2 separate regions of the Homo sapiens genome follow, and region 1 is linked to region 2. Evidence: chromatin loops called from intact Hi-C (ENCODE). Cell type or tissue: endothelial cell of umbilical vein. All regions are shown on one strand. Each heading gives the region's core, and the rest is flanking DNA. Links, peaks and the distances in the headings are about the cores only. Region 1 overlaps MSANTD2 (Myb/SANT DNA binding domain containing 2). Region 2 overlaps SIAE (sialic acid acetylesterase).

Region 1 (5,384 bases), core at 287-5,286, 150 kb after region 2:
GTCTCCAGGAGAGAGACTCTGGCCCCTACAGCTGCTCCGTGAATGTGCAAGACAAACAAGGCATCATTACGGGCTACATCATCAAAACCTTAGAACTCAGTGTACAGGGTGAGTGAGAAGCACAGACTTCCGGACCCCTCCCCACCTGCACTGGGAGGTCAGGCGAGTCACTCTCCTAAATGGCTGAGGGCAAGAGTTGGAGAAGGGATAAATGAAACGACAGAAGGGTGCAGACAGAAGGGTCACCAATGTGACCCTGAGCTGCCAGTCTCCGAGGAGTAAGCCCGCTGCCCAATATCAGTGGGATCGGCAGCTTCCATCCTTCCAGACTTTCTTTGCACCAGCATTTGGTGAGGGCATTTCTGGAGACAGGCAAGGCTGTGGCTGGGGAAGGGGAAAGATGAGAGGTACCACAGAGACTGGGGTGAAAAGGGGAGCCAATGCTGACAAGCACTGGGGAGGAGGAGGATGTGGGGCAGAGAAAGATCCCCCGCCAGGGGCAGGTATTGTGTTAGGTGCATTCACTGTGTATACTGTTATGAAAGAGGCTCTACAGCTGGAGTGTCTGCCTTCAATTAGAACAGAACATATCAGAGTATATTACATGTAGTTCAGTATAGTGTCATTATGTGGATTAAGTTAATATTTACAAAGCACTTAGAATAGTGCATGGCACATAGAAAATACTATGTGTTGGCTATAATCACTGTTTTGTGAAATCTGTTTCAGTTATACATATATGTCATGAAACTACTAGGTCCCAGGGTAAAATATATTTCTTCTTCCTGTGAGTTGTGGTCAAAAAAAGATGCACTGTTTTGGTTTTACTTTCCAGTATACAAATTAAGAAATGAGATATGTAATGGATATTTGCGCAACTGCAATTCAACACCATAAAAAAGTTGTTACTCATCACAACATATAAATGACCTGGAATTGGTATGTTCACTATAATGTCATCCCAAAACTACTGGCTCCACCATTCTACGTGATTATGACACCACTAAGGCATCATTTACGGCTCCCACATCACTCTTTCACCACATGCCATGCACTACTGGCAAATTATTCTTCAATTAAAAAGCATGACTTTTTAAACAGCTGAACACTGTTTGGATGCTTCCAGTTTTGCATTCTTTGGTAAGTATATCTCATTATATTTGCAGTTGGCACTATTCTAGGTTATGCTGCCTCTGAGCTTTTACACTAACTATTCATCTACCTTTGAGTCCACCTTCACCCTTCAGGATCCACCTTTTGAAAGCCTAGGATGTGTGTGCTCCTGTAGCACCATAAGCATAACATTAACATGACACACAAGACCTTGTTCACAATATTGTAATTGGTTCCTTAGTAATCTGACTCCTTTATTACAAGATGGACATCTTGAAGGTGATGGTATACTACCGTAACTCTCAGACCTACTGCAGTAGGCACTATCTGTTGATGAATAATGAAAAAAATAAAGACCTTATTTCAGACCTTAGCATTTAAAGAAATCTTGTGATGAATCTGTCAGTTGAATCTGATGACAGGGAATGAGCAAAATATCTAAATCCCCTCCCCCCCTCCAGATACCTGAACTTTAGCCAAAAGTTAAGCTCCACACTTTTCCCCTGTAACCTTTCCCTGTTTCCCTCTGGCTTTCTAATGGCAAGGGAATTCAGGAGCCCAGCACCACTACATCAGCCAAGAAAGATATCAAAAAGATACTGAGTTCTAAAGCAGCAGTCTTTAACTGGGGTAGTCTCCTTTAATAATTGATGGAGGCAACTTGAAACCTTAGGGATTCCTGTCATTCCCCCTCTTATTTATATTGTTTAAGTTATCAATCCTGGCCCCTGAATTTAGAATAACAAAAACAATATAGGCCAGTGATACTGTTTCTTTTAAATGTAACTTGAATATTTCCTAAACAGCAAAAATTTCAAGAGACAGTTGATAAAACTCACAAATAATGATTTAATGTGTATTTTTCAGATTCAGTTTGTTATTCAGTACATTTTATCGCCAACTCTCATCATATTCATCTCATACCAGACTTAACATTTTCTATGTCCTGCTAACCTCGTATAAATTTCCAAACACATCATGAAAAATTTTAATGTCAGCTTAAAAATCTTCCAGAGGATACATGGGTTTCAAAGCCTTTTGGGAGTACACAAGCAAAAAGTCTGAACACCCATTATTCAAAAGCTGTTCTGGCCAACAAAACAGTCACTAGCCACAGGTGACTATTTAAATGTAAATTAGATAAAATTAAAAATTCAATTTTGCAGTCACGCTAGCCACATTTCAGGTCCTCAAGAGCCACCTGTGGCTAGTAATGCCGTACTGGACAGTGCAAATTCAGAACACTTCCATCATCACAATAAATTCTATTGGACAGGGCTGTCCTAGGGAACCTAGAATATGCACTGTTTGCCCCAGTGAGTTGAAGTTATAAGACTTTTATTCCTGGCACCACCTCCTGGAATGGCAGGCCATTTTTTTTTTTTACTTTTATCAAGATTCCTCCTACACAGGGGTAAAGTGACAGAAAGGTCAAGAAGGAACTTTGAGCTCCCCCTAGAGGTTTGAGTGTGTGGCCAGGAGAATCCTTTTACAAAGATGAATTTAATACTGTGAATAACAACTTTTTACCTGAAACTGTTCAATATGGTAGCCACTACTCACATATGCCTATTTATAACTTAAAACTGAATTAATTAAATATAATTTAAAATTTCTGTTTCTCAGGCACAATGCCACACATTTTAAGGGCTGAACAGACACATGTGACCAGTGGCTATCATACTGAACTGAGGTAGATAGAGAATATTTCCATCATCACAAAATTTTATGGAACAGTACTATTTGTACTACATGCTTTCTAAATTATTTTTTCCTTTAACATGTCCTCTTAATGAAGTAACCAGAATATTTAACTCCACCCTTCACTGTATTTCCAAAATGCCAGAAAATAAACCCAGAATTCTACTCATTCAGTTTTAACATGTGCTTCTTAGCTCCTTTCCTTCTAAAACTGAAATCTTAAATATAAGTGTATGATTGGTAGTCAAAGATGGTCTATTCTTAGAGGATACACATCAAGCATCTGTCAAATTCATAAGCAGATAAGCAAACTGGAAGGCACAAGATTTCAGGTAACATTGGGATGGTAACAACAGAGACTAAATATATAAAAAATAACAGGAAATAAATCTAAACCTATTTGAGTAGCTTATCATATTTCTTAGAAATCTTTCAATGAGAAGATAGAAGAAATGTCTTGTCTGCAAACGCCAAAGAGAAGTCCTCAGAGATGGGCAGAGTCTATTAAAATGCTTATCAGGGACAATGAGAGCTTTTTGCTCCAAGTTAGTTATCTTTGCCCTGTTGGTTCTTATAAATAATTGCAAGGCTTCAGAGCTAAAATGAAAGACCAAATATACTATATGGTGATTTTCCTGTTAGAGTACAAAATTTGTTCCAAAGATGATGACAATTACTGATGAATAAATCTAAGCAATGTCCCCAGAAAATTAATCATTTTGTTCTCTGGGCAGAAGACTCTTTTATCTTTTATTTATTATTTATTTATTTTGAGACAGGGTCTCACTCTGTCACCCAAGCTGAAGTTCAGTGGCTCAATCTCAGCTCACTGCAAACTCCACCTCCCAACCTCAAGCGATCCTCCCGCTTCAGCCTCCTGAGGAGCTGTAACTACAAGTGTGTGCCACCACGCCCGGCTAATTTTTTGTATTTTTGGTAGAGACAGGTGTCACCACGTTGTCCACGCTGGTCTCCAACTCCTGAGCTCACGTGATATGCCCGCCTCAGCCTCCCAAAGTATTGCGATTACAGGCATGAACCACCATGCCCGGCCTCTTTTACCATTTTTAAATTTGTCTGATGAGCGACCAGCACTGATTCAGAAAAGGCAAGTCTTTTAGGTCACATTCAATCACCTTGCATTTCATCTTGAGGCACAGCTAGAAGTACACATCTGTTTCAAAGACATAAAGCCAACTCTCAAGAGGCAAATTTTTGGAGAACACCCAAAAATATGGGACTTGAGAATGAGTTTTGCAGTGCATCAGATTAACTGACTGAAGTGTGAATGCAGCATCTGGCTCAGAGTGAATGCTTTCATGAATTCCAAGTCTAGATAGGTCTTTCAACTACTACAGTATGGCCAGCGATGAGACTGGTCACTCCTTTGAAGTCATCACACTTATAGTCTGCTTTAGGCAAATAACACTAAATCAAGTACCGCCTTGCATTCCATCCCTTGTGTTGTCTTGACCAGCTTTTTAACTCATTGATGTATGTACACAAGCTTCAATTGGATTTTATGCTCTTGGACTACAGGAGTGTATATTATACTTTTATTTTTATTTTTATTTTTAAAACTACAGTTCTTTTATTCATCCTAACACCTAGCAGACAGCCCTCCACATAGTAAGCACTTAAGTATTTGGTGACTGGAGATATGAAAAGGCCTACAGTAAAAGAGAAAAATCATGCAATCACTAGATAAAAAACTACCTAGATTTGTGTATCTGACTCCAAAATTGGGCTGGAATTGTTAGTAGACAAATTTTCTTCTGGCAAACAAACAAAAATGCAACAAAACTTCAAGATAAACAATCTATGTAGTAAGGCAGTGTCAAACACATCCGTTTTACCCAAACGACAGAACAAATACCAATAAGATGACAGACATCAAAATCAAACTTTGCAGCAATAAACAAATTTTCATATCTGACTGTAAATTAAAATCTTGTGTGCTTAGAAACATGTTCATTTAGACAGTATTAAAAAGTAGGATGTTAGTCTCAAAATCCAAGAGTTAAATTATTAATTCAATTTCAATACTTATAATTTTAGTATTTTTACTGTATAGATAAGAGGACCAAGGCACAGTCCAAAGAAGGTAAGTGACATGCTTTAAGGTGATTCAGGAAGGTGGTCAGAAAAGGGTGCAATAAGGCTCAGCTTTCTGATCCTTTATACAATGTGAGGAAGGCTGCTAATCAGAAATTATCTGACTAAAGGAAGGTTTGCATGGAAAAATTAAAGTTGCTATATAGCTCTTCCTTTTAAAGTTAGAAGAAATTATTTACTGGGTTTTCATAGTTGAATTCTTTTTTTTTAAGAGACCAGGTCTCACTATGTTGCCCAAGCTGGAGTACAGTGGCTATTTACAGGTGCTATGATCATGGCACACTGCAGCCTCAAATTCATGAGCTCAAGCGATCCTCCCACCTCACCCTCTAAAGTAGCTGGGACAACAGGGAAGCGCTACTGTACCCGGCTCATAATTGAATTTTTGACAGGAATTTCAAATATATTAGCCCAGAAATGTAATTGACTCACACATATTCCTTCTCTGTGAGCCT
Region 2 (5,384 bases), core at 107-5,106:
AAATATTTACTGAGCACCTACTCTGTGTCATGCACTAATACTGGCCTAGGAGATAGAGCAGTGAACAAAACACAAGAATCCCTTCCCATTCTTATACCCTAGTGGAAAGAGAGAATGAATAACAAGATAGATCTGTAAACTACATATCCTATGAGAAAGTGACAAGTGCACTGGAGAAAAATATAATAGGGAAGGAGGAGAGAGTGTCAGAGTTGAATGAAGACTAGAAGGAGATGCGCAAAGAAGCTATGAGGATATCTGGGTATGTTAGGCGGATGACCCACAGGGAGCCGCATCCTTATACAATACTCTCCTCTTTGTGGTAGGGGGAACTCGTAATTTGATTCTAACCAATAGGCTATGGCAAAGGTAATGGGATATCACTCCTGTGATTATGTTGTATATGGCAAAAGTGAAGGGATTTTGCAGATGTTACAAGTAACGTCCCCAGTCAGCTGACTTCACATTGATCAAAAGGGAGAGTATCATGGTGAGCCTGACCTAATCAGGTGAGTCCTTTCAAAGAGGGTCTAGAAGCCAGGCCCCCTCCCCTGCTGGCCTTCAAGAAGTAAGCTGCCATGAGTTCTACAGCTTCAAGGAGGTGAATTCTGCCGACAACCACATGAACTTGGAGGAGAACTCCAAGCCTCAGATGAGACTCCAGCTCTGTCTGACACCTTCACTTCCACCCTCAGCAGAAGATCCAGCTAAGCCATGCACGCCCAGACTTCTCACCCATAGAAACTGAGATAATAAATGTGTGTTGTATTGTTTTAAGCTGCTAAATATGCAGTCATTTCTTACTCAGCAATAGAAAACTAAAACAGCAGGAAAAGAACTTTCCATGAAGAATGGAAAAGAAAATGGCAGGCCCCAGGACGGGAGTATGCCTAGCGTGCTTAAAGAAAAGTAAGGCAGCCAGTGTGGCTGGAGTGGCATATGCAAGGCAGAGAGAATTAGAAGGTGAGGTCGGCGGGTAATGTGGGCAGGGGGCACATCATGTATGGCCTTGCTGACCTCAGCACACGGGGACCCACTGGAGCCTTCCGACCCGACTTACACTTCAAAGAGTCACTTTGATATATTGAGAATATCCTACAGGAGGAGAAAAAAAGGTAAAAGCAGGAAGAAGACCAGTTAGGAGGCAATAATACAAGGGAGAGATGATGGTGGCTTAGACTAGCGCAGGAGGAGTAAAGGTAGTGAGAAGTGGTCAGATTCTGAATGCAGAGTGAGTTAACAGGATTTGTTTTCATCTAAACGGAAAGTTGATACACTCCTACTCCTGCAAAACACACAGGCTCCCAGAGAAAAAAATCTTTACTATTACTATGACACAGGCAGTCCAGCTATTTCTTCCTTCTTTTTCTGATGTTTACATCACCCTGTCCTTTGATTTAGATAGCATCTTATTCTTAGCTCCAGTTCCAGCCAATGAGAGGCATCAACCTATTATCTCTCTTTTACAAACCATGATCTAACTGTAAGTCAAACCACAAACTGGGAAGCAGTCTGGGCCAGCAACAACATTTTTTTTTGACTCCATTTCAAAATGTCTGACCCCATCAGAGGACTGCATTTTACACAGACTGTTCCACCCAGCCTTATTACTCACAGCCCAGAAAATACCTGACATCATCCCTATGAATGTGGCCAAATGCAACTTTGAATCGAGGATATTTTCTGCTCTCTGAGTTGCTCCAGAAAGATGAGAAAATCATCAGGAGTACACGGAGAGGTTGCAATAATAACAGAAAGGAGCCTTGGATATGATATGGAACCAATAGGCCATTTACAATTCTCTTATTAAAATTATCTTAGGCAAATCAGCTTTAACATAGGAAATGATAGAAGGTGCCACTGAAGCCTCACAGTAGAATCTCATGAAGACTAGAAAATGGGAATAAAAAATCTATTAAGTCACCCTACTTCTTCCACACCCAGAAGACAAAGTGGAACCATGTGCACCAGCCAGGGTCATAATGAAGATCACAGTAACAACGCCACAGGAAAGAGTCTGTGGTGAGAAAAAAAAAAAAAAAAAAAAACTAGCCTGAAGCTCAACAGGGAGCAATGCTAATAACAGTCCCTCAAGTCAAGGGAATTTTCTCAAAATGGCAGTTTGCTGAGAATTCTTGCAGCAATTCACTTTTTCATTGACTGCACTATTATATACTCGCCACATGGGGGCACCGGCGTACTCCACACCCACATGAAATTCCTGTTTTCCTAATCTGAGATACAGTGGGGCGCTAATCCGTCTCCCACAGTGGCTGGTAGAAATACTGCGGCTAATAAAGGCGTGGACCAGCCAAAGAATATAAAGCTGGCCACGCTCACAAATAACATGCTGCAGTTTGTGGTCTGTTCAACTGTTCCTCCAAATCCCTATTTAAAAACCACACTCCTTGGGACTCCAGCCCCTAGCCTCTTGCTGTTTCGCTCTCAGGCTCCAGGTGGCCTTTCTGCTAATAAGTCTGGGATACACGTGTCCAGCCCTGGTCTCTCCGTGGAACTCACATCCTCCATCTCTAGCTGTACTCTAGTCACTGCAACCATCATTTCAAACTTAGCACTTCTATGAAGCCAGTTCCTCTTTCCTTACAGACCAACTGTCCCTCCAGATCTTCTGATTTCTCTCATCAACAATATTCAACACTAACATTATCTGGTATGTTCCCGGCTTTCCATGGATGAACTCATTCAATATTTAAAATAACAAAGAGTTCAGTATCGTGTTCGAAATCACGTGGCTCAGGAGGTGTCACAGCTAGCATCTGAATGCACTTAGTCTAGCTCAGACTCAGTCTGAACCATGACGCTGTCATGCTGGGTATTTCCCTTTGAAGGGATATGTTTATATTTCCAGACTTCCACTAGTAACCAGCATGTTTTTGTTGGTGATAATAAAGTTAAAACCTGGAGGTTAAGGGACTTTCACTAAACTGTAAGGCATAAGTACAAGAATCAGGTCTTTCTGATTGCTATATTTCTTTTTTTTTTTTGAGACGGAGTTTCGCTCTTATTGCCCAGGCTGAGTGCAATGCTCACCACAATCTACGCCTCCTGGGTTCAAGCGATTCTCCTGCCTCAGCCTCCAGAGTAGCTGGGATTACAGGGATGCGCCACCACACCCGACTAATTTTGTATTTTTAGTAGAGACGGGGCTTCTCCATGTTGGTCAGGCTGGTCTCGAACTCCCGACCTCAGGTGATCCGCCCACCTCGGCCTCCCAGAGTGCTGGGATTACAAGCGTGAGCCACCAAGCCCGGCCTGATTGCTATATTTCTAGCACCTCACAAGATTCACAGCATATAATAAGCATTCAACACATACTTTTGGTTTGAGTTGGCTAAAGTCATACTCAAATCACCATGTGCACAGGCCAAGGGAGAAAAAAGTACTTCCAAAGCCCAAGTGTAGTTTCCACCAACAGGGATGCAGAACTGGTGACAGGAGCTGCTACTTTGAAAATAATGAGCAGAATAATCTTATTTCAAAGTCAGAACAAATGCAGGAAAGAAGAAAGAAAATAATCATAAAGGCATTTTAAGTGAGAAGGTCTATACAAATATTCAAAAGAAGGTACAGTGAAAAGGACAAGGTAGGGGAGTGGGGAGGATGGTGAGAAGTCATCTGTGGGGCGTGCGGAGGTGGTGTCTGGGACCATGGATGTCCCATTTACACAGGAAAGCCTACTCTGTTGTCATGTTTTAAGATGGGCATTGTTTTTATATCACCTTACTTGTTTGATTTCTTATGTTCTAGAAAAACCAGCACTACCACCGTGCTAAAAAGTGTAGTTCATATGAACATGTGGAGGCTAGGCAATTATGAACTTGGTCAAATATGTTTATTCTTTTTATGCAAGGCTGAAAGCAGAATCTTTCTGACTAGTTATCTCTAATTAAATGTATGGTTTCTCTTGCTATCTTTTTTCATTCACATGTTAAGCCACTATTTAACGAGTGCCAATCAACTACATACGTACTAGGGATGTTAAGTGTGACCCAGGAAAATGTAGTCATGTAGGCAACCTCATGCAAATAAAAAGGGGAAGTAGAGAGAAAGGGGGCATCTAACTAATCTGGATAGTCACAGAAGGCTTCCTAACTAATATGTAGGCTGTCTGGGACCTAAAGGATGATTAAAGTTAACTAGGAAAGTATGGAAGGCAAGGAGCAAGTGCAATGGCCAGGGAGTGAGAGAGCACGGTGGATTCCAGGGAGTGGAAGGGATAACACCAAGTTGGGGAGGGGGTGGGGAAATGGACATTCTCACAGACAGTTGTTAAGAGCATAAATTTATACAAATTCATGAATTTCTTCAGAGAAATCTGGGGACATGTTCAAAGCCTTACAAAGGTGTACCTTTTGAACCAGAAATTTCATTTCTGGGAATTTACCTTAGGGAAATAATCAAGCATATATGCAGTGATTTAGCAACAAGGAAAATAAACATGCCAAAGCTTATTAAAGCAAAACGTTTAAAACAACCGAAATGCCCAATCTATAGACAGCTAGTTAAATAAACTACAATGTAACCATATTTCAGGCTCTACAATCATTACAAACTGCATTGAAGATTAATATTTATTGACATGAAAAATCGTTTACTACTTATCTCTAATTGAAATATTACTTTTAGAGAAAAATGCAAGATATAGTACAGATCTATTTCAAAAATAAATGAGCAGAAGACAGCTGCTTATTTTTGGATTGGAAAATTATCAACTTTTTTAGCTTCTTTTTTGCTTATCTTTTTAATATTTCCTCAATGAAACTGTAATGCTTTTTAAATAAGAAATATTAGTTACTTATCAACTTTTTTTGAAGATTTAATTGTCCTATCAGTGAACTGAGATGAAGTAAGCCTTACATTCAGTTCTTGACCAGCACATTATGAGGACAAAAAAGGAAGATGAAATCCAGGAAAGAGATCCAAATAGCACATCCCCACACCAATGCCCATAAACCTCTTCCTCTCAACACAGGAACAGGTGTTGACATGAACAGAGAAGCCTTTACCCACATCGTACCTGGACAAGTCCAAATGGGAAGAAACGCTCCGTCTGCCCCTGGGAACCACGGTGGAAGGTTTCACGCCAGTCTTCGATGAGTGCAGGGAATGTGCAATTGTACAGATCCGTGTTATAATTTATATTGGACTCCCCTAAAAACAGTCCAAATTGTAAAGGGAGTTTGGAGTAGACTGCAAAAATGACCACACATTACTCTCCTCCCTCCATCCATGCCCTGAGGTAGTGGTCTTCCCACGGTCTCTCTGGACTGGTCTTTTTCCAGCCAGTGGGGCATCAGCAAATGTGGTACGAACAGAGGCTTGAAAAGTACTTCAGGTTTGGGCTCTGTCCTCTCCTGATGACC

Evidence for each region. Hi-C counts contacts between places; a loop is a spot of excess contacts. Peaks named below come from ENCODE experiments on the same cell type or tissue, not always from the same donor. Only the 100,000 strongest peaks of a DNase experiment are listed, where the experiment ranks them.
Region 1: it touches region 2 in a loop (6-fold over the local background); 6 of 110 quality-filtered maps call a loop at or near these places.

What each region holds. Positions count from the first base shown.
Region 1 is chr11:124,791,311-124,796,694 of GRCh38, forward strand. All of the region lies in intron 1 of MSANTD2 (Myb/SANT DNA binding domain containing 2), which reads right to left. Among named protein-coding and RNA genes, the nearest start is that of MSANTD2, 6.4 kb to the right of the region's middle. RefSeq lists an enhancer at 1,960-2,461. In endothelial cell of umbilical vein, for the core only: a CTCF peak has its summit at 2,569 (motif pointing left); a DNase peak (open chromatin) is centred at 2,541.
Region 2 is chr11:124,642,327-124,647,710 of GRCh38, forward strand. SIAE (sialic acid acetylesterase) reads right to left here. Exons shown (of 10, transcript NM_170601.5): 7 at 5,039-5,172. Among named protein-coding and RNA genes, the nearest start is that of TBRG1, 22 kb to the left of the region's middle. In endothelial cell of umbilical vein, for the core only: a CTCF peak has its summit at 2,207 (motif pointing right); DNase peaks (open chromatin) are centred at 1,495, 2,225 and 2,765; H3K27ac peaks cover 1,285 bases.